2 separate regions of the Homo sapiens genome follow, and region 1 is linked to region 2. Evidence: chromatin loops called from intact Hi-C (ENCODE). Cell type or tissue: Caco-2. All regions are shown on one strand. Links, peaks and the distances in the headings refer to the core of each region. The heading gives the core; the rest is flanking DNA.

Region 1 (12,097 bases), core at 2,586-7,585, 130 kb after region 2:
GCAAGGAAATTCAGGACACAGATGGCACCAGAATGGGTAACTGGGCTTAAATCATCTTTAAATTTTGTGTCTGTGGGTTTTCCTTCTAATACACCTAATTTTGAAATGGAATCTGTTTTTCGTCATGTGCCTAATTTGTCTAACCTGTGACTCCCGGCTAGATTTCAGGCTGCTTATAAATAGCTAGTGTAGGTAGGTGAGAAACTTGCACAGAGCCTCTGCCTGACACTGTGTAAGCAAGTGTGGACCCCTCCCAGCCTACTTCTATGGGATACAAAAGGACTCTGTGCCACCCACTCACTCATCCTCCGAGAGGGGAAGTCAGAAACACAAACACACTCACTTTACTTGTTCTTGAATCTTGTACTAAAAAGAGCCATGTAGGCTTGAAATAGCTAAATGATTTTAATTTAAATGGGGCTGTCTTAGATGCAGGAGAGAAAAACAAAACAAAACAAAACAAAAAAACCAGAAACCGAGTTGTTAATGGCCCACTCCTATCTTTCACTGTTGAATTCTACACTCTGAACTGCCACACACTAAGGGAAGCCCAAGTCTAATCTGTCTCATTTTCCTTTCCTTCAGCTTCACAGGTTCTCTTTGCACACCCCAAGGTATTTAAATATGTACATTTAACAGGGGCATAGGCATAGTTTAAGAATAGGTATAGGGAAAGGCACAGGTATAGGTACAGGTAAAGGTAAAAGTATAGGTATAGTCATTGGTACAGGGAAAGTTATAGATACAAATAAAGGTATAGGTATAGATAAAGGTAAAGGTATAGATACAGGTACAGGTATAGGTAAAGATAAAGTTATATAGAAGTAAAGGTAAAGGTATAGAAGTAAGTATTGGTATGGGTATAGGCAAATGTGTAGGTTACAAACAGGTAAAGGTATAGATATAGACAAAAGTAAAAATATAAGGAAATGTATAGGTAAAGGTATTGGTACAGGTACAGGTACAGATATAAATATAGATATAGATATGCAGTTAAAGCTTCTTACTTCAAATCTTCATCAACTAACTTAACAATAATGTCAAAATAACAAACCCCAAAACACTCCACTAATTTCACCAACACTTAGTCTTTCTAGAGGTTTTTGAATGAAAGGGAAATATAACCTGAAGGCTGCAGAAGTTCTATAGAAACTGGTCTTTTTCATCAGGGTCCTCTATGTATCCAGAAGCAGTCACCTGTTGGGGTAGGGACTTTCCTCTACAAGTGGACTAAAATATACAAACCATTATAGATGGAACCTTCTGTGAGTCTATCTTCTTTCAGTTTTTCTAATACTGATAATAATTTGCATTTCAGTAGTACACGGAATTGTACAGAACGTTTAAAACTATGCAGCTCCATCTTTATGCTGGCTCCTGATTCTGTAGGTGGGAAGAGTAAGTCTCCAAGGGGAGAGAAGTCTGAGTTACCCTCCCTGCACTTCTAAACCCCAGCAGCCCGACGAGGCCATCTTTCTCCACTGAACAAGCCAGTTTTTCTACTTGGGCTGTTTCTAACTAAGGCGGCTCCTTGTGCCCACCCAGAGATGTTCCTTATGGAAGCACTCTCTATTCTGGACAGCATCTTCAGTGACTCTTGCATATTTATTTTAAAAATTATTTTCCCCCTTTTCCTTTTGTCACACCAGTCTACTGAAGTTGCTGGTGACAAATTTGGCTGAGTTCAGTACTTTAAGTCCACAAACCTTGGTGCCCCTCACTTATCTTTATGCTTGGACATATAGACAATTAGATAACTCGCTAACAACTGAGAAGTTACAATAGGCTAAACAGCTCTGTGCAGAATCAGCAGCATTAGACAGCAGTTATAATCTATGAGCAATAACTTTGATGGGTCTAAAACTGTGGATAAATCAGTCTTCTTCCATCCATTCAAGCACAGAACAGGGAATTACAGAGCAAGGAAAGATCTAGCAGAAAAATTTCTAGAAGACTTCTTATCTAGAAGAAATCTATTTCTTCTCTAAGGCTGTGAAATGGTTGTGATTACCAGGCTATTACATGATCATGGCCAGAGACACCCATGGAAATTGCCAAGTCAACCACGTGTAGATACAGGTGTAGGCCTAGATGAACAAAGCAAGCTAAAGAAAATGCAAGTGTTCAGGAGTGTGTAAAGTTATTGGTCAGGCCCTTCTCCATCCCCATCATTTCATGAAGGATGGGAGCATGGTCAAGGGATGCTCTTCTTAGGCCCCAGTCAGTTTTTGTGGGAACAGCATAATCTTCAACTGTGAATGATATAATTTTTCCACAATACCAATAGCCAATTAATATTTTTAAAAAACATTCTTCTGATTCACCTGGCTTTAACTTTCTTGTTATGGTTGGCTAGAATATCTGGGAACAAATACCATATACTCTAAGGTACACGTTCTCCTTTTTTCTTTTTTATTGTGGTAAAATACACATAATGTACCATCTGCCATTTTCAAGTGTACAGTTCTGTGGCATTAAGTACATTCAGACTGTTGCACATGCTCTCCGGTTTAATGTATACCTACCCCTCCTTTTTTTTTTTTTTAAATGAGGGATATATTACTAACCTCTCACTTCCCGTTGATGATACTCTTTGTTTTTGAGAATGGGGTGTGAAATCCACATCCAGGGATGATGCTTGCGGAGCTGAGGGAGCACGTAATGTGTTACAAACCCCACGGCTCCAGCCAAGGCAAACAGCACGATGCTGAGAAATGGCTGCGATAAAAATGGGCAGAATCTCATTACTTAGCCTAGAGGATGGGGAGAGGGATGCCCATGAATAATACATAACATCACTGTCCTTCCACTTTTTCCTCTTAACGGATAGCCAGACTCAGTTCTTGTTTCAGGCCTCTGAAAATGTCTTCTCTATACCATGAAATTGGTTCATGTGTTGGAAACCACTATGAGGGTGAGGGAGAACTAGCCTATGGAATACAGAGGCCAACAGAATTATGCCCCTTGGAATACATTTTTAAAATTTTCCAATGAGGAGGTGAAGAATAACCCATGCAGCTCACAGACATTTCCTCATGAAAAGGGGAGTTCATGGATGGACAATATTTTTGTATAGAGAAAGCAACTGTCTGGAAGGACCACAGCCAGGAATCCCATCTGGAGCTCCCCACTTTGTTTTTCTAACTGAAAATCCTTTTCCCATAGTCCTTTTGGCTCTGTGACCTCTGCCTCACCCCGATACGGTGACTCCTCTTTTCTCTATTCATAGTAGAGCACTGTTAGCCCACCATATGACTATTAACTGTCCTCACAGTGGATTCCACAAGATGTGCCATCATTCTTGCAAACAAAACAGCTCCCCAGATGCAGGAAAGGGTAAGGATAAAGCAATCGAACCCTATCTGTGATGTGGACCAAGTCACATCTTGGACATAACTGTTCACAGTACATGGATTCATTCCCTAAGCCTCTCAGCGGGCATTTTGTTTTCTTTCTCTGGCTCACGTGTCTTGTCAATACCCTGTAGCTCCATGACAGCTTTGTTATTAAGGAGAATAAGGGGGCAGGAAGAGTACAAAGTTGGTGGATACATACTCGCAATGACAGGAATACAGTGCTGGCGCTGACTGCAAATGAGAGGACAGCAACCACTGCGCAGACGATGAGATCCCATTTTAAGACATCCGTCTGGAAAGAGAAAACCAGCGGTAAAGGCGACTCTTCATTTCTCTCAGCAACTCTGTGTAACCAGGTAAATCAAGCAGCAGGACATTGACCCAAGATAAACTGTTTTTCCAGCCCATCACTTACCTGACACACTCATTGGCACATACTGGATGGGCTGTTCATTAGCTTCTGCTTAGGGAATTTCAGGAAGACTAAGGTGGGCTGGGGGAGAGTGGTGGGGGAGAGGAATCACACACTGCAAGGTTAGTGTCTGGGTGCTAACCATAGAAAGAAGAAAGGTTTTCTACACAAGTAAGAGGCATGAGGTTCTTGTAAGGTTCTTGTATCTGATCTGTGTTTCCACAAACACAGATCAGATATGAGATTCCCAGAGAGCTCCCCAAAGGGACTTAGATAAGGTCTGATAAAGGAGGTCAAAGTGCTAATCATCTCTATGTGGCTTTAGGGTGTCTTGGATTTTAACATTCCAAAAACCTGGCTAAAACAAACAGAAACCTCTTATACGTTTCTTATTGCTTTGGACTAGACCAGATTTTGCATTTTAATTTACCAGTCAGATCACTGGTGAATTAAAGAAACCACTTCAAAATTATTTTTTATATATATATATATTTATATATACATATATTTATATATACATGTATGTTTATATTTATATATATACATAGATATATGCAAGAGGTACACACATTACATGCAGACAATGAAATGTTCAGTAACTCACTAATACTTTTTCATACAAAACTGTAGTGTAAGCAGTGGCTAGGGAAAACAAAGCAAAGTTCAGCCTGAGAATGCTGTGAATGCAGATAGATGGAGAATGGCCTGTTAGCTCCAATGGAGCACAATATTGCTGGCTGAACAATCTAAAGCAAACAGGAGGAACCATCACTTCTTTTCTCTCTGTAGAGGTGGATTAGTTATATTACACAATTATTGATCATTTGAAGGTATCACACTGTTACCTGAAAAGTCTGAAATCTTCAATACATTTATACCTCCCTTTCTCATATCGAAGGGATTTATGCCTTTTAAATCACTGTTTTTTAAATTAAAATGTGGGGTTTCTTGCAAGTCATGCTCCTTCCTGGCTTGCTGACCGTATTATCATCCAAAGTGATAAAAAGAAACAGTGAAAAAGTCGGGACCCTAGATTTATTCATAGTAATTAATGGTGTCTGATTTTGGGGCAGTGATAACCATAGGAATTTAATTCTGAATCTATGAAATGCTTGTGATCAGAGAAATTCACCAAAAATTTACTTTAGCAACAGGCCATATATTGCTTCCTATCATTCCAAATGTTTAAGAAAGACCAGACCTTTCTAGAGGAACATTCTGTAATTCACTGCATCTTTTGGCTGTGGGGAGATGTTAATTTTTCTCTCCTATTTTTCATTAACATGGTTTTATGTCATTTAAAAATTACTGAATGTTTATCTGAAAGAAGATAAACATTTTCCCGAATATTCTAATTTAAAATCATGTGTTATGTTTAACTGACTAATCATCTTTGTCTAAAAGGAAAACAGTCGGCCACCAGTATGACTGCTGGAGTGGGGAGGAAGGAAGGCTGCATTTCTAAGTTTCTTAAAGCAGAAGCAGGAATGAGCTCGAATTATTATTAACCTTTTTTTCACAGTTGGATGATATATGGGAATTCCACTGTGATTTCTATCAGTGTCATGAGTATCCCGTGTAAATACAGACCATTACACAGCCTTTCTCTATTTATTAAAATGTTCTCTCCACCCATTTCTTTCCTATATTATAATTTCTAAATAGTTATTGAGATAAAATTGGTACCAAAAAGCCACATATATTTAAAGTGCACAACTTAGGCCGGGCGCTGTGGCTCACACCTGTAATCCCAGCACTTTAGGAGGCCAAGACAGGTGGATCACTTGAGGTCAGGAGCTCAAGACCAGCCTGGCCAAACATGATGAAACCTCTGTCTCTACTAAAATACAAAAATTAGCCGGTTGTGGTGGCTCACACCTGTGGTCCCAGCTACTCGGGAGGCTGAGGCAGGAGAATCGCAGAACCCAGGAGGCTGAGGTTGCAGTGAGCCGAGATCACACCACTGCACTCCAGCCTGGGTGACAGAGCGAGACTCTGTCTCAAAAAAGTAAAAGTATACAACTTAACAAGTTTATATGTATATTTTACATGTATAAATTATATAACATATATATAATTCTGGTTATGGTTTTATGGGGATATATATAAATTATGGGACTATATATATCCCCATAAAACCATAACCAGAATTATGATAACTAGCACATCCATTACACCCCAATGTTTCCTCTTTTGCTTCTTCCTAATCTATCCCTTTCCTCACTATAGCCTTGACTTTCTGTCTTTAGTGATCCTTCTGCCTCAGCCTCTTGTTTTCATTTTCTAGAATGTTATATACATAGATTCATAAAATATGTATGGTCTGGCTTCTTTCACTCAGTGTACTTATTCTGAGATTCATCCATGGTGTCGTCTGTGTCAACAGTTCATTCCTTTTCATTGCTGAGTAGTATTCCTCTGTATGGATATACCACAATGTGTTTATCTGTTCACCTGTGGGTAGATGTTTGAATTTGTTCCCAGTTTTTGGCTATTTGCAGCTAAATAAAGCTGCAACAAATATTCATGAACATTTCCCTGGACATGTTATTTCTTTTCTCTTGTGTAAATACCTAGAAGAATGGCTGGGTTATGTAGTAGGTTTAGTCTTAACTTTTTAAGAAACTGCCATAATCCAATTAAAAACTGGGCAAAGGACGTGAATAGAAATTTCTCAAAAGAAGACATACAAACGGCCAAAAAATATTTTAAAATGTGCAACGTCACTAATCATCAGGAAAATGCAAATCAAAACCACAATGATATACCATCTCATCCCAATTAGAATGGTTATTATCAACAAATGCTGGTATGGATGTGAAAGAAAAGGAACCTTACAGACTGTTGGTGGAAATGTATCTTGATTGCTACAGCCATTATAGAAAGCAGTATGGGGAGTTTCCTCAAAAAATTGAAAACGGAACTACCATATGATCCAGCAATTCCACTACTGTGTGTTTTTCGAAGTAAATAAAATCAGTATGTTGAAGAGATATCTGCACTCCCAGGCTTAATACAGCATTATTCACAATAGCCAAGATATGAAATCAATCTAAGTGGCCATAAACCAATAAATATATAATATATATAATCACATTTTATATATGATACCATTTTTGCATATGATATATATGAAATATATATCATATATAGAAAATATATAGAAAATGTGATATACACAAACACACCCCCATGGAATACTATTCAGCCATAAAAAAGAATGTAATCCTGTCATTTTGCAGCAGCAACATGGATGAACCTGGAAGACATTATGTTAAGTGAAATAAGACAGGCACAGAAAGACAAATACCACTGAGTTCACTTATTTGTAGAATCTAAAAAAGCCAATCTCATAGAAGTACAGAGTGGAATAGTGGTTTGTAGAGGCTGGGGAGGGGAGAAGGAAGGGGGAGGAGAGATTGTTCAATGAATACAAAATTATAGTTAGAAAGAATAAATTCTGGTGTTCTACAGGATAGTAGGAAGACAATAGTAACAATATCATAATGTGTATTTCAAAATAACTAGAAGAGAGGATTCTCAATATTCTTACCACAAAGAAATGATAAATAAGTGAGGTGATATTTTAAATACCATAATTTCATCATTGCAGAATGCATACATGTATGAAAACATCACAGTGTACCCCCATAAATGTGTACAATTATTGTCAATTAAAAGCAAAATTAAAAAAAGAAACTGCCAAGCTGTTTTCAAAGTAGTTGTAACTATTTTACATTCTCAACAGCAGCATGTGTGAGTTCCAGTTGCTCCATAGTCTTGTCAATAGTTTTTAAAATTTTAACCATGCTAGTGAATATATGCCTCCTAGGGCACATTTTGCAGTATCTGGAGACATTTTGGTTTTTACAATTTGAGGAAGGGAAGAAATAATACTGCCATTTGGTGGCTAGAGACCAGGGATGCAGCCAAACATCCTACAATGCACAAGACAGCACCCCCAACCTCCACTTCCCTGCAACCAGGGAAATATTCTGAGGCTCAAAATGTCAACAGTGCTGAGGTTGAGAAACCTTAATGGAGTGGTATCTAATTGTGGTTTTAATTTGCCTTTTCCAATGACTAATGATGAACATATTTTCATGTACTTAATTTAAAGTACTATTTATAATAGCACTAAAAGTATATTTAGGGATAAATTTGAGAAAAAAAGTGTGCAAGACGGAAACCACCTAACATCAGTAAAGAAATGAGAGAAACTAAACAGATAAACTAAATAAATAAATGGGGAGATATACTGCATTCCTGGATTTGAAGATTCAGTATTGTTAATAAGTCAATTCTCACAAAACTGATTGATAAATTCAATGAAATTGTAATGAAAATTCTAGCAGAATTTTTTTTAGAAACGAACATGCTAATTTAAAAATGTACATGGAAATGCAATAGACCCTAGAATAGCTAAAACGACTTTGAAAAATAAAAAGTTGGAGGACATACAATACCTGGTTTCAAGGTTTATTACAAAGCACAGTAACTATGGTATTGATGGTATTGGTGCAAATACACATCTAGATCAATGGAAAAGAATAAAGTGTCCAGAAATAGGCCACAACAGATATATGACCAATTGATTTTCGACAAAAGTGCAATGGTGAAATGACAAATCCCCTAAATGAAGAAAAGGATAATCTTTTCTATGAAAGGTGCTGGAACAATGGAATAGCCAACTATAAAAATAAATAAATAAATAAATAAATTAAATTAAACAATAACAAAAACATCTTGATACTTTGCTGCACATACAGTAATTAACTCAACATCATGAACCTAACAAACCATCAAACTGCTCAAAGCAACCATAAGAGGAAATCTTAATGATCCTGGATTTGGCAAAGATTTCTTAAATGGAGCACTAAAAGTTGGAACTATAAAAGAAAAAATTAAATAAATTGGACATCACAAAAATGTAAAACTTTTGCTCTTCGAAAGACACTTACAAAAAGGCAAGCCAAAGACTAGGGAAAAAAAAATTACTACTCATAAAACCCACATTCAACAAAGGACATTTACCTATAAACAAACAACACCCTCCTACATCCCCAGCTGCACATGATAAAAAGTTCTGAACAGACGCTTCACTGAAGGAGATATACAGATGGCAAATGGTAATTACTGAGCTTTTTACTCTTGATGCTAGTTAATGAAACTAGACTGCTCTCCTAATATTGCTGAAAATACCATCAGCAAAATCAAAAGGAAACAGTTGTTTTTCCCCAAAGCCACCAAAAAGCAGATATTATTCTGCTCCAAAAATTTTATCCTGGAAAATAATATATTTTTTTTTGGTGGGAATGTAGATAGGTGCAACCCATTATGAAAATAATATGGAAGTTCTAAAGAAATTTAAAAATAGGCCAGGTGTGTTGGTTCCCGCCTGTAATTCCAGCACTTTGGGAGGCCGAGGTGGCAAGATTGCTTGAGGCTGCAAGTTCAAGACCAGCCTGGGCAACATAATGGGAACCCATCTCTATATTTAAAAAAAAAGATACTAAAAACAGAACTACCACGTGCCCCAGCAACCTCTCTTCTAGGCATATACCCAAAGGAAATGAAATCACCATGCCATAAAGACATTTGTGCTACCACGTGTATTGCAGCACTGTTCACAATAGCCAAGATGTGGAAACAACCTGAGTGTCTGTCAACAGATAAATAATGGATAAAGAAATTCTAATATAAATGTAAATGGAATATTTTTCAGCCTTTATGAAAAGAGACATCCTGCCATTTGCCACAACATGGATGAACCTGGAGCACATTTTGCTAAGCGAAATAACCCAGACACAGAAAGACAAATACTGCGTGATTTCACTTTTATGTAGAATCTAAAGAGAGAGAGAGAGAGAGAGAGAGTCAAACATACAGAGATAGAGAATAAAACAGTAGTTAACATGGGCATGGGGGAGGTAGAGATGGGGATATGTGTGTTAGAAATTATAAAGTAGCAGATATGTAGGATAAACAACTCCAGCGATCTAATGTACATGAGAACTATAATTAATAAAACTGTACTATATTTGGGATTCCTGCAAAATAAGTAGATTTTAGCTGCTTTTGCCACAAAAACAAATAAAAATGGGTAACTATGCGAGATGATGGATATGTTAACTTACTTCACTATAGTAACCATTTTACTATCTATAGGTACCTCATGACATTGTGTTATATACTTTAAATATACACAATAAAATCTCTTTAAAAAATAAAAATATCTTTAAAAGGAATCTTGTAAAACACCTGAACTTCAGAGCTTGCTACTGTGTCCTGTGAAAGCAGCCTTTAATAAGCTCTAAAAAGTTTGTAACTTTGGTTGGTTTTCTTGTTAAATAACTTTTTGCTCATTTAAATGTATATACCTTTCCACCTTCTATAAGATATAAATATATGTAGGTTTTTTCAGGTAGGTATATTTTATTTTGATCTTAGTTTTGTAATATAAAAAGAGAATTTACTGGTACTGCCCTCTTCCTTCACGTTTGAAGGTTAAAAAAATCTGTGACTCTGTTAAATTACTTATCTAAAAAACAAGAGTTTAAGTATCTGTTTCCTTTTAATAAATGTCCTATGTCTTAATAGTGAATTCTACTGTGTTAGATATTACAAAAATGAGTGTGAAAGGGAATATACTGCAAGATGGAAGCAAAAAGCAAATTTAGGTCTTTGTAATTTTTATTATTCATTAAGTTTCCCATTATAGAATAACACAATAATATTGCAGCACCCTAGAACATAGAGAAGAGAGGGGAAAATCATTCACAATCATTATAGCCTGACATTAACAGTATTAGTATTTTTGTGTTTTCTGAGCCAGTATTTTTCCTGTTGATGTTAAACCAGGCTCTAGCTATAATCATTATGTATATGAATATTTCTATGCATATTTTATAAGTATCTAATCTTAGTGTGCAAATAATTTTCTACCTTTTCCACAGTATTTTCTTTTGTAAGCTATATATATATAATTGTATAGGCTCACTAATATCATTTAGTGGTTAAATAATTTTCCATCTTGTGATATCATACACATACAATGCCATAGTGATCACTCAAAACATTAATTTAGTGAATGAAATTGAACGACTCATAGTGCAAACATCCCTTGACTGCTACTATTAGGTTGCCTTCCATTGTTTACCATGATGAATTATGCTGAAATCATTATCTTTATATACTAATTTTTTTTCATATTTTGAATTAATTTCCTAGAAAAACTCTAGCAAATACATTTACTCTATCATAGGTTGTAAGCATTTCACAATCCTTGATAAATTATGCTTTTCCAGATGATTATAATAATTTACATAAACACAAATGATGTCTAAGAGATTTCATCTTGACACAATTGGCACCATCACTAATTTTTCCAGTGCTAATGATGTGTACAAAAAAAATGCCACCTCATTTTAATTTGCATTTTTAAATTCATAATAATGGTAATTATTTCATACATTTACTTAATTTGTTCCTAAATTTTATATAAAATTTCAAATGGCTTCATTTTGGAGCTCAGATATATACATATTTGTGTACAATTATATACAAATGATACACATATAATTTGCCTATAGGGTTTTAAAAATCAAATTATAAGGGTTGTTGGTATTAGAAAGATATTTAACTTTCCTAAGTTTGCCACAAGTACTGTATCAAATTATTTAAATTTTTCCACCTTTTTTTACATACAGAAGTTTAAAATTTTTATGTTCTTAAATCTAACTCGGGGTATTGTGTGTGTGTTATTTATTTTATGGATCCTAAGTCTGAAAAATCATTTTCTCTGTATATTTTGGATAAATATTTGATTTTATTTAATATATTTTTTGAAAATTTATTTTACTGTTTTAAAATGTGACACAGGGCCGGGCGCGGTGGCTCACGCCTGTAATCCCAGCACTTTGGGAGGCCGAGACGGGCGGATCACGAGGTCAGGAGATCGAGACCATCCTGGCTAACACGGTGAAACCCCGTCTCTACTAAAAATGCAAAAATTAGCCGGGCATGGTGGCGCGCGCCTGTAGTCCCAGCTACACGGGAGGCTGAGGCAGGAGAATGGCGTGAACCCGGGAGGCGGAGCTTGCAGTGAGTCGAGATCGCGCCACTGCACTCCAGCCTGGGCGACAGAGCGAAACTCCGTCTCAAAAAAAAAAAAAAAATGTGACACAGGTAACCATAAATTGCATATAATAAGTATGTACAGTTTAATAATTATAAAGTGAACACCTCTGTAACCACCAACTAGTTCAATTAATCTAACATTTCCAGCATCCTAGAAGCTTCTTGTATGTGGCTATCTGATCAAAAATCC
Region 2 (12,097 bases), core at 4,672-9,671:
CTGCCTCTCTTCCTCCTCCTGCTTCTCTTTCTCTTCCCCTTCCCCTCTTCCTTTTAAAAATGTAAAAGCCATTCTAAGCTCATGAACCCTAGTTTGCCAAACGCTGGCTTACATCTCGATTTTAAACCTTTCTTCTTTGCTAATATAAACTTTTACAGCTGCACATTTCTCTCTATGCATTGCTTTAGTTGCATCCCACACATTTTTTATATGCTGCGTTTTGTTTTCATTCAGTTCAGTTATTTTGTGATTAACTTAGTTATTCCTTTCTTGACTCCTGAGTTTAGAAGTGTGTTGCTTATTTTCCAAATATTTGGGAATTTTTATGATGTACATTTTTGTAAGTTTCGAGTTTAATTCCAGTGTTACTGGAGAATGAACACTTATTATTTCAGTCTCTTGAAATTTATTGAGAGCTATTTGATGGCTTAGCACATGGTGTATTTCGGTGACTGTTTCAAATGCTCTTGAAAACATCTGTATTCTGCTGTTGCTACATGAAGTGTTCTGTAAATGTCAATTAGTTTAAAATGGTTGACAGTATCATTCAAATATGCTAGATACTAATATTTTTGTGTGAATTTTCTATCACTTATTGAAGCTATAGTGTTAATGTGTTCAACTATAATTGTAGATTTTTCTGTTTTTACTTTTAATTCAGTCAGTTTTTGCTTCTTATAGTTCTGTTATCAGGTGTATGCACATTTAGGACTGTTATGTCTTCTTGATGAATTAACTCTTTGATTATTATGAAATATACTTCTTTAGTGTGGTGATACACCTCATCTTGAAGTCTGATATTAATAAAGCTAATCCAGGTTTCCTATAATTAGTGTTTGTAAGGAATGCAACTTTCTATCTTTTTATTTTTAAATAGCACAAAACAAATAGGTGTGAGGGTTCCTAAGACTCTCCAGATCTTTATAGTTAAAACATCTCTTGTAAACAGCATGTAGTTAGGACTTGCTTTTTTATCTAGTCTGATGATCTCCAATTTTTAATTATAGTGATTAATCCATTTACATGTAATGTGGTTATTTATAGGACTGGGTGAAAGTCTACTATTTTCCTATTTGTTTTTATTTATCCAACTTTTTAAATTTGTATTCTTTCCAGTCCTTTTTTTTTTTTTTTTTGAGATGGAGTCTCACTCTGTCGCCCATGCTGGAGTGCAATGGTGTGATCTCAGCTCACTGCAACCTCTGCTTCCCGGGTTCAAGCCATTCTCCTGCCTCAGCCTCCTGAGTAGCTGGGATTACAGGTGCCTGCCACCAGGTCCCGCTAATTTTTCATATTTTTAGTAGAGATGGGGTTTCACCATATTGGCCAGGCTGGTCTTGAACTCCTGACCTTGTGATCCACCCACCTTGGCCTCCCAAAGTGCTGGGGTTACAGGTGTGAGCCACCGTGCCTGGCCCAGTCATTATTTTTTAATTGAGCAACTTTTGGTATTTTATTTTTTATTCTCAATCAGCTTTTTAGCCATACCTCTTTTATTTTTTCAGTTTCTCTAAGGGTTATAATCTGTGTGCTTTATCTTATCACAATCTACTATGAATCAATTTCATATGAGTCCTCCAATGATATAAGACATTACAATGGAATATTTATCCTCTCATGTTATTTGTATTATTGTTGTCAAACGTTTTACTTCAATATGTAATTTAAACCCAAATATACATTCTTATAATTTTTTGCTTAAACAATCAATTCTAAAAGATTTTAAAAAGAAAAAAATCTTTGCTCACATATTTGCCATTTCTCACAATCTTCATTCTTTTGTGTAGAGTCGATTTTTCATCTAATATTGTTTTTTAGCCTGAAGAATGCCTTTTAAAGTTTCTTATAGTGCAGGTCAGTTGGTGATTATCTTAGCTTTTTTAATCTGAAAATATATCTTAATTTTGACTTTATTCTTGAAGAATATTTTTCCTAGATGTAGAATTATGAGTTGATAGTTTTTGTTTTTGATTTTTCTTTATGCACTTAAAAATATTATTCCATTGTTTTCTGGCTTGTATGATTTCTTTTGATAAGTCAGAGATAATTCACACTGTTGGTTCTCTCTATATAATGCAAATGTGTTTTTAAACTCTCTCATGCTCTTGGTAAGATGACGATTACAAATCTCACATGTGCTTATAATTTTTCTTTACCTTTAATTTTCAGAAATTTGATTATTACACATTTAGGTTTGGTTTTCTTTGTGTTTGTCTTGCTTGGGATGTGTTGAGGGCCTGGGATCTGTGGATCGATATTTTTCATCAGTTAAAAAAAATCTGGATAATATGTCTTCAGTTGCTTTTCCACCCCTATTTCACACTTCTCCATTTAGGACTTGAATTACACATATGTTAAAATACTTGATATTGTTTCACAAGACATTGGGTCTCTGTAAGTTTTCTTTAGTCTTTTCATTATTTGCATCAGACTGGATAGTCTCTACAGCCTTGAGTTCATGGATCTTTTCTGTTGTTGTTGTTGTTAAGCCCACTCACTGAATTTTCATTTCAGACATTGTATTTTTTTCAGTTCTAGAATTTTAAGTTTTTGGTGTACTTTTCCTCTCTATTAATATTCTCCATATGTTCATTCATTATGATCATTTTTCCTTTGAAATCCTAAACATAGTATTACCTGGTGGAAACTTTTTTCTATTAACTATAAAATCTTTGAGTGTGTTTGTATTTATAGTTTCATTTTTCTGGTTAAGAGTCACTTTTTTCTGCTTCTCTGCATATCTAGAAACTCTTGTTATATGCTAGATATCATTGATATTATAGTCCTGGCAGTGTGGACTTTTTGTCTTCCTTTTTAAAAGAGCCATGTTCTGTCAGGAAGTTAATTTATCTGCCCATCAGGTTGTCAGCTTGATCCTTTTAAAGCTTGTTTTAAATCTTTGGCTGGGAAGGTCCAGAGTAGTCCATATTCCAGGGGGATAATATCTCTACTCCTAAAGCCTGGTCTTTTGGGGGTCTCAACTAAATTCCCAAGATGTTCAGCAAGGTCTCCTCACTGGCTATTTGGAGCTTCTACATTTCTCAGCACTGCGTAGCCTACATAGTCTTTATTTATATCATGTCATTCCAGTTACCATTCTCTGTCAGGCTATGCCTATGCAAGAGCAGGTTAGTATCCATCTAATCACGAAAGGGGATCTCCATGCAGATTTCTGCAGCTCCTCTTTGCAATTCACTCCTGTCTGGTACTCTGACCTACAAAGTCCACATACTTCAGCAGCCCAGGACTCGGATTCTATCCCCCTAGTTCAATAAGACCACAGTACTTTGTTTGGGCTCCACCTTCCTATACTGTAAACAAGAAAGCACCTCTGGGCAGAAAGTGGAGGCAGTAATGAAGCTCATTTTGTGTATTTCCTTTCTCTCAATGATAAGGGCCCTGCACTGCCTGTTGTCCAATATCTGAAAAGTATTGATTAATGTAATTTTTCAGTTTTATAATTGTTTATGATAGTAAGAATATTTCAGTACTGGTTATTCACTCATGGCCAAAAGAATGTCTTTGAATCTTTCTACATGTCTTTGGAGCCTTAATTAAAACACAAAACATTTCGCTTCACCCACTCCCACCCCTATTCATTATTCACTTTTTCTGGGATCTCATATCATTATTCACAGTGTCTGGTAATTAGTAGGCACTAACAAAGTTGTTGATGCATTGATTGAATGGACAAATAAAACAGTTCTTATCCAGATCTCTGTCTGAACAGGCACCAATTGAGGAACTCCATAGCAGTATATTGTATTACCTTACATATGGTGGCAGATAAAGAAAGGCTATGTTTAGACCAAGCCTCTATATAGAACCCAGGAGTGAGATGACCATAATATGCCAGAGATTGAAAACTACAACCTTCAAATCGTAATGCACATTCAGAGCTATTAGGATAACAGTCTATGAAATAGGAGTCCAGGTCAGGAAGGGGAAAAGCCCAGCCGGCTGCATTCATAAAAAGGGAGACAGTTAAAGCCTGATCCCAAATCTTCGGATTCCATTTGTCTTTCTGCCAGACCTCCTTGCTTTGGCTCTTGGCTGAAAGCATTCTTTTTTTTTTTTTTTTTTAAACATTTCAAGGGTCTCTTAACTCATTCTCCAATATACAACTTTTCTTCCCTCTGGTGAAGATGTATAGAAATGCATACTGGACTATAAACAGTGAGGCATCCAGAGAGTAATGACCACCATAACCTGACTGCTCTGCACACTGGGACCCTTGGATTGCAAACCCTAGGCTCCAGTGGGGGTGGGGTCTCAGCCTGCCACAGTGACACATTAACACTGGCTTGCTGTACATTAATAATATAATTTAGGAAGAAATTCTCTTCCAATGGAGGAAATAAGACAGTTTTCTTTCTTTCTTTCTTTCTTTCTTTTTTTTGAGATAGAGTTTCACTCTTGTTGCCCAGGCTGGAGTGCAATGGCGCGATCTTGGCTTACCACAACCTCCGCCTCCCGGGTTCAAGCGATTTTCCTGCCTCAGCCTCCCAAGTAGCTGGGATTGCAGGCACGCGCCACCACACCTGGCTAATTTTGTATTTTTAGTAGAGACAGGGGTTTCTCCCTGTTGGTCATGCTGGTCTCAAACTCCCAATCTCAGGTGATCCACCCACCTCGGCCTCCCAAAGTGCTGGGATTACAGGTGTGAGCCACCGCACCCAGCCGACAGTTTTCAGAAATATATCACACAAAGAAAAAGCATAAAGAAGGATTTTCACTTGAAGAAATTAGCAAAACTGGTTAAACAGCAGACCTCAAAAATGTGAGTTTCATTCCAATTTTCCCCTTCCTTATTCTTCTATCCAGTTCTACCATTTATCACATTGAGCTGAAAGCCAGGGCTTTTTTTTTTTTCCCTTTTCATTAAACTGGGAGGGCTGATTGCATGAGTATGTGTGTGAGTCTGTGATCTGTGTATCCATGCACATGTGTGTGTCTGTGTATGTGAGAAGATGGCGAATTTGAATTTCTGACCATCTGAGTGAAATAGCACAGTAGACTATGAGGAACACACGGGTATCTCTAAACTGGTGAAAGGGCAGTTGAGGAAACAGTTTGCCATGAAGGATGGCTTAGACTTGACAGATACATCGTAGCTGCCAACAGTTGAAAAGCTTAGTTCAGGTGAGTCTTGGGTAATCTGCTCTTAGGAGTGAAAGAGTCACACTCAGGATCATATTAAAAAAGAATATGAAAATAATAAAACCCAGTAATTTTGGAAAATGCACTAATTGCGTTGTCCAAATGTAAATCAAGGCCCATATTCTCAGGAAGACTCAGAAGGTTCAAAGCATATTCCCTCCAAAGGAAATGCTGAAGGTCAACCCGCCCACACAGTGTGACCTTTCGAAGCCCCGGCAGAGATGAATGTCAAGCTGGCAAGGCTGTCTCTGTCTGGTATTTCCATTGAAACTGACTCTTGGCACCTTTAATTGTGGCTGTGTTTGCACTGTCACACCTTTGTCACACCTACCAATGCCAAGCCCAGCCAGACTTATTTATTCCCACCTAATTTCAAGAAGGAATAAACTTAATCTAAAAGGTATACATAGTATGAAAGCAAATGAAGAAATTTAAGTGCAAATGAGAGGTAAGAAAAATACGAACACAGAAACAATGTCAAGGGTCCTAATTGCATTCTAGGATACCCAGTACATTTACTAAAAGTGATCCACAGATTTCACTCCGGGCTTTCCAGAAGCCAATGTAGAAAGAAAACATAAATGGTTTCTTGTGTCTTTAAGGCAAAAACAAACTAATTCCTTGGAAGGATCATAGCTATTTCTGGCAAAGACACCAGAGAGATGATATCCCCAGGATCCTCATAAAGAGAACATTGTGCAATATGGTGAACAACATCCTTAATAACATTGCACAGTAAGTGCAAGCACAAGGTTTGCTGGGCTGTTTTAATATTTCACGGTGCAGGACGCTAGAATATGGTTGAAGTGCAATAAAGCAAAAGTATTTCTATAGGTAGTCAAAACAAGTCAGCCTTACATATGGGGCTCTCCAGAGGCCTTGCATCATCCAAGAGTAGATTCTAGAAACTCTTGAGGACTGGGAGAACTGGATACCTTTCAGGAAATCTTTGAGATGTATAATTTCTGCAATGGACTGAATGTTTGTGTCTCACCCAAATTAATGTATTGAAACCCTATCCTCCAAGGTGATGGTATTAGAAGGTGGGGCTGGCTGGGCGCAGTGGCTCACACCTGTAATCCCAGCACTTTGGGAGGCTGAGGCAGGTGGATCATGAGGTCAAGAGATCGAGACCATCCTGGCCAACATGGTGAAACTCCATCTCTACTAAAAATACAAAAATTAGCCGGGCGTGGTGGCGTGCACCTGTAGTATCAGCTTCTTGGGGGGCTGAGGCAGGAGAATTGCTTGAACCCGGGAGGCGGAGGTTGCAATGAGCCGAGATCGTGCCGCTGCCCTCCAGCCTGGTGACAGAGCGAGAATCCGTCCCAAAAACAAACAAACAAAGAAACAAGAAGTTGGGGCCTTTGGGAGGTGATTGGGTTATGAGGGTGCGGCCCTCATGAATGAGAGTAGTGCCCTCAGGAGAACAGACATGAGAGAACTTGCTCTCTCTCTGTTATGTGAGGACACTGCAGAAAGATGGCTGTCTGCAGACCAGGAAATGGGCCCTCACCAGACACTAGATCTGCTGGCACCTGATCTTGGGCTTCCCAGCCTCCAGAACTGTGAGAAATAAATGTTTGTTGTCTAAGCCGCCCAGTCTATGGTATAGTTGATGCAGCAGTCTGAACTAAGACAATTTATCTTCATCTAGTTTTGACAATTCTTAAGTATTGAGTGGCAGTGAATTTTAATATATTCTCTCTGAGAGGCACAGGATTGTAGCTAATTTGTGTGGCTGGTAGACACACCTGCCAAGATGGAGGCAGGGTTGGCATTTTCTTGGGAAAGTTGGAAACCGAAGAATGGTTGCCTGAACAGAAGGTCCAGCAACCAAAAATCAAACCAAAATATTCCCTTTTTTTGCATCCCAAAAGGCCTCATGAGAGGTACCTTCCTGGCTGGGAGGCCTGGGCCAGAGGACAGGATCCATGAAGAGTGTGAGAGTGGAAGGGAAAGCTAGAGTTAGATCAAACGGGAAACATTTGAACCTAATTCTGTAGGTAACAGGCAGGCAAAAGAGATTTTCAAGTCCCAGGGAAACATGAGGAAAGCTGTACTTAAGAAAATTCCCCTGAAGCCTCTGGGATTAAGGGGAACAGACCAGCGATGGGGAAACCAGCCACCCACAGTCTCATTTCAGGGACAAAGTGATAGGGACCAGAACTAAGGTACAGGCTGTTTACCAAGAGATAAGAGGAAACATGGAGATAATGGGACTTCAAAGGGACGTTAAACATGGTCCCCTGCAACAGAAAAGCTGCTCTGAAAGAAAAGGTTGGGATGATTTATAACCTTCCATTGAGAACATTGCCATTAAAGTCGAAACGCACAACACATTTTCAAGATTGGGCTTCTTGGTCCTTCAATTTCCCTTCTAGTAACTGATATGAGTACTTTGAGAAACAAACCGCAGTTTTTGTTCCCAATAATCAAATTGGATTCTACAAAAAGGAATCTAACTGGATTCATAAAAAAATCCAAAATTTCATCAATATGATTACATTTAAAACATTGTAAATGTTTAAAACTATGCTGAATATATATTTTAGCTGAGTTTTAAAAGGATCATTGCCTTCATTAGCCATTGCAGCATGCCAGGCACTGAGCTGGCGTTCTGCATATACCTAGCACTGAGGTGACCAAGGGGGATGTTAGAGAAGGGACAAAGCTCAAACCACCCACCCATAAAGCACAATCACGCTCTCACTCACAAAGTGGACATTCTTAGACATAGATAGAGCTTAGCCTGTGCTTTTCAAACTGCAGATGGGACTTATAGGCACAAACGTTGGGATACATATGTTGGATTATTAGAAAATGTATTTCCTTCTGTGGTCACATAAGGTTATTCCTGAATTGATCAGGGCTACAAAAAGGAGACCATCAGATATGGCCATTTCTGAGCTCTGAGCAGTTTACTTCCACAGCCCAGAGTGCGCATTACAGGCTGGGAACACAAGATGTGTGAGACAGGGCTCAGCCCCAGCGAGCTTCCTTGGTAGCCCCTTCTGATATCCTCCTGCATGTATAGTGGTAGAGATATTAACAGGAGGAGGGCCCCCATAACATTTTTCTTAAAGCTAGAATTCTAAATTTGTATTGCCTCTTGCCAACTGGTTACATCAAGGGCTGCTTTGTGACCAAATGAAATAATGTCAAAAAAAGACTTTAAAAAGTTTTTGAATGATTGTCATTTTCAAGAAGGTCACAGTGGGATTCTCACCACCCTCCCTCCCTGCCCCACAAACTTCTCCTGCAGCTTCCACGTCATGGCGGGGAACTTTCTCAGCTCCTTTTCTACCCACACTCATTTTCCGGGGACAGAATCCTAGAACATAAGCTTGAAGGAACATTCAGGTCATCTATTCCCAGCCACCTGCTCTTAGAGGACATCTCTGTATTTGTTAGACCTCACTATATTTAATTTGTGGAAAGAAAGAATTGTAAGAATTTTATATTTCAGGCTGGGCATGGTGGCTCATGCCTGTAATCCCAGCACTTTGGGAGGCCGAGGGGGTGGATCACCTGAGGTCAGGAGTTCAAGACCAGCCTGGCCAACATAGTGAAACCCCATCTCTACTAAAAATACAAAAATTAGCCAGGTGTGGTGGTGCACACCTGTAGTCCCAGCTATTTGGGAGGCTGAGGCAGGAGAATCGCTTGAACCCAGGAGGCAGAGGGTGCAGAGAGCCAAGATTGCAACACTGCACTCCAGCCTGGGCAACAGAGCAAGACTCCATCTCAAAAAAAAAAAAAAATTATATTTCAAGGAGCCTCCTTTTTCTTTAAGATTGCACAATAGAAATAAAATTCATGCAGAGATTTTCTAGGTCTTAAAAGATTTATTTTTCTATCTATTGGATTATAGTTGCAAACTTAAAATTTCTTACTCCAGTTTTAAATACTAGAATTTCTAAGAAATGAGCCCCTAGAGAGAGGTAAAAATGATTTTATTTACTCAACAAAGGAATTTAAGGGACAATCCTTCTCTCGACTGCTGTTTAATTCTGATTCTGATGAATAGGGCTTTCCCTGCGATAGCAAAGACTCACCTTCTGGAGGTTTCAGCTTCCCTGAAACCATCAGGGCCAGACACAGAAAGACTGAGTCTCTCTCTTTGGGAGACACTCTCCACTGTAGGAGCCATGACTACTGCCATCATTACCATCACTAAGAAGCTGTCCTGGACATTTCCTATTCCCTAAGTGTCACACATCCACTTGGTAATCAATCCAGTTTAGATTAATCCAATCTTAAAGACAGGGAAACAGAGTGCTAATAGTATAGTTACATGACTAAGGCCACAGAGAAGAACCAAAACAACGAATAGGATCGGCTTGTTGAACCACGGAATGGGTTCAGTTCTTTATTACCTTAGTGGCAACTTCTCCCCTAGTTCCAGTTTCCAGTCCTTCAGCAACACTGGACCTGTGTGTCTTTTTTATTTTATTTTATGTTTTGTAGAGACGGGGTCTGCCTCTGTCACCCAAGGTGGAGTGCACAGGTGCAATCATAGCTCACTGTCACTCAAACTCCTGGGTTAAAGTCATTCTCCCACCTCAGCCTCTGGAGTAGCTGGGACCTCAGGCAGGCACAACCACACCTACCTGATTGATTTTCTTTCTTTCTTTCTTTCTTTTTTAGAGATGGGGTTTCACTATGTTGCCCAGGCTGGTCTTGTACACCTGGCCTCATATAATCCTCCCGGGATTACAGACATGCACCACCATGCCTGGCCTTGTGTGTCTTTTAAATGTGATACTGGGAACCTAGAAGTGTATTGGCCCAGTATGCAATAGACAAAAAAGACAAAAGTAGGTTCGGATAATTTATAACTTGTTTGATTTTGTGAGCCTAGCACAGATTTTATATTGCAACAGTTTTACATCCCAAGGAGCCTCACATTCTTTAAGATCTGCCCACAGGAATAAAGTTTTTTCTGTGACCTGTCTGGCAAGCCAGATTTTAAATGTGTTATAATACCTTTAAATGAAGCAGCATTGGTTTTTCACAGAATTTTTATTTCACAACACTATGTATTTATGTGACACTTATCAATTTAAAAAGGAATGCTTCAGAGTATCTCATTTGATGTACACATCAACCTGGTTATGCAGATGTAGTTTCCAGGGCACTGATTCTCAAAAGAGACTATTCTTGTGGAAGGGTCTGGTCTTTTGAATTTAAAATCAGTATTCTTCTTTTATCACACACTGTCTAATGAGGCTTGACAAATTACAAGCCAAAGTTTCCTGAATTTATTTATTTTCAACCAGCTCATGGGAGAAAATGAAATTAACCAAATCACTAAGTATACATTGTAACTCACATTGGGCAGTTTAGAAGCATAAGAATAAGAAATGTTTAAATAGATGATAGTTATCGCTGTGAGTGATATGATTTCCCCCTACTACTGCCCCGTTTAAAGATGTGAAAACTAATGCACTCAACTCTACTCAGAAGAGTCCTTAGAATAAATATTCTAATTAAAGAATATTTAATTTGCAGTTGTATTACCTTCTTTTTCTCCCATGAATTTTTGTTTGAGTGCTGAATGTTAAGATATGCAGATCCTGTTCACGTTCAGCAAGAAGCCCTTTTTCTTCCCAGACTTGCTATCTAGACAAACATGGCTTCGTCTCTCCTATTAACAGGTCACACAATATGCAATGAAGAAAAATACGTGGTCAGGGATTCTGAATGGAGAACTCATTATTGTATGGGTAAGTTTGGAACCAAGGGATTTGAAAGATTACTCAATTTGTAAGACCTAAGAACTAGGCATTTGCTAATGACCTGAATGTTGTCACAGAGCAGAGAAAATTCTAGATAACTCCAAGATTAGTGGGAAAGCTATTGCTCTGCATGGATTAGCCAGCTATGATAAAGGTTTGGGTTGGATTTGCTTTAGATAAGATTCAGTTACACAGATATTTTTAAATGTCCCCACAGGCCAGTGATTATGGGGTGTTAGCCAAACTATGAGATGGCTGATAACATTTCACACAGACAGAAACATAAATCCTATTTTTTGATATTTTCCAGACCTGGTGGTAATGTGTAGCTACATCCTGATAATTGTGCCTTTTGCTTTCAATGTTCATTCTATAAGAGCCATCTAGGTTTCATGACTTTAATTAAGTCTTGCAGAATGAACATTGAAAGCAAAATTGCTAAGACAGCCAATAATTCAAACAGCTGAGCTGCTAGAAGTGACTTACAAAGGTGCTACCATAATAGCCTTTAAGAATGAATTCTGGTAAAACCAACTTTTATTTGTTTAACTTCAAGAACCAAAAATACTTTCTGAAAATGTTTAATCACTTTTTTTCTTTCATATTCTCTCCTTATTTAACCCACCTTCCTCCCTCTGTTCCTTCCCTCTCAAGCAGGGAGTCTACGGATAGGCCGTGGACCTTGGGGTCAGTCACATCTAGGTGTTCATGCTCCTCTACCACTGGTGACTGTGTGGCCATGGGCACCTTACTTAAATTCATTCACTCAGATTTCTCATGTCGACAGTCGGGTAATAGCACCTACTTACTTTATAGAGCTGTTATAAGCAATATTTTGATAATATAAGTAAAGAAACTAATATGGTACCTGGCATGTAATTGGTGTTCAAGAAACTTGCAACTGTCTACCTTCTAATCCAACCAATATTTACTGGGCATCCTACCATGAGCCAGTCAATGCACTGGGGAGAGTTACATGAATAAGCCATGAAGCCCCAGGCTTTGAAAGGCTCACAGTCTAATAGAGTCTGACTTAGTTAATTTTTCATCGTCTGCAGTAATAAAAAAACCTCAATGCATAAACTTTGTAAGGCTATTGAAAACAAACTGGCTTTGGTTTTCAAATTATTATTTATTGTGTTGTTATCAAGAAAACATGTATTGATTGCCAACCATGTGGTCACATACCTGACACT

Evidence for each region. Peaks named below come from ENCODE experiments on the same cell type or tissue, not always from the same donor. Only the 100,000 strongest peaks of a DNase experiment are listed, where the experiment ranks them.
Region 1: it touches region 2 in a loop (4-fold over the local background); 14 of 110 quality-filtered maps call a loop at or near these places.

The regions. Positions count from the first base shown.
Region 1 is chr1:233,157,716-233,169,812 of GRCh38, forward strand. It overlaps PCNX2 (pecanex 2), which reads right to left. Exons shown (of 34, transcript NM_014801.4): 18 at 3,556-3,648; 19 at 2,568-2,718. Among named protein-coding and RNA genes, the nearest start is that of PCNX2, 130 kb to the right of the region's middle. In Caco-2, for the core only: no CTCF peak of the experiment used is centred there; no DNase peak of the experiment used is centred there.
Region 2 is chr1:233,027,721-233,039,817 of GRCh38, forward strand. All of the region lies in intron 25 of PCNX2 (pecanex 2), which reads right to left. Among named protein-coding and RNA genes, the nearest start is that of NTPCR, 83 kb to the left of the region's middle. In Caco-2, for the core only: no CTCF peak of the experiment used is centred there; a DNase peak (open chromatin) is centred at 7,301.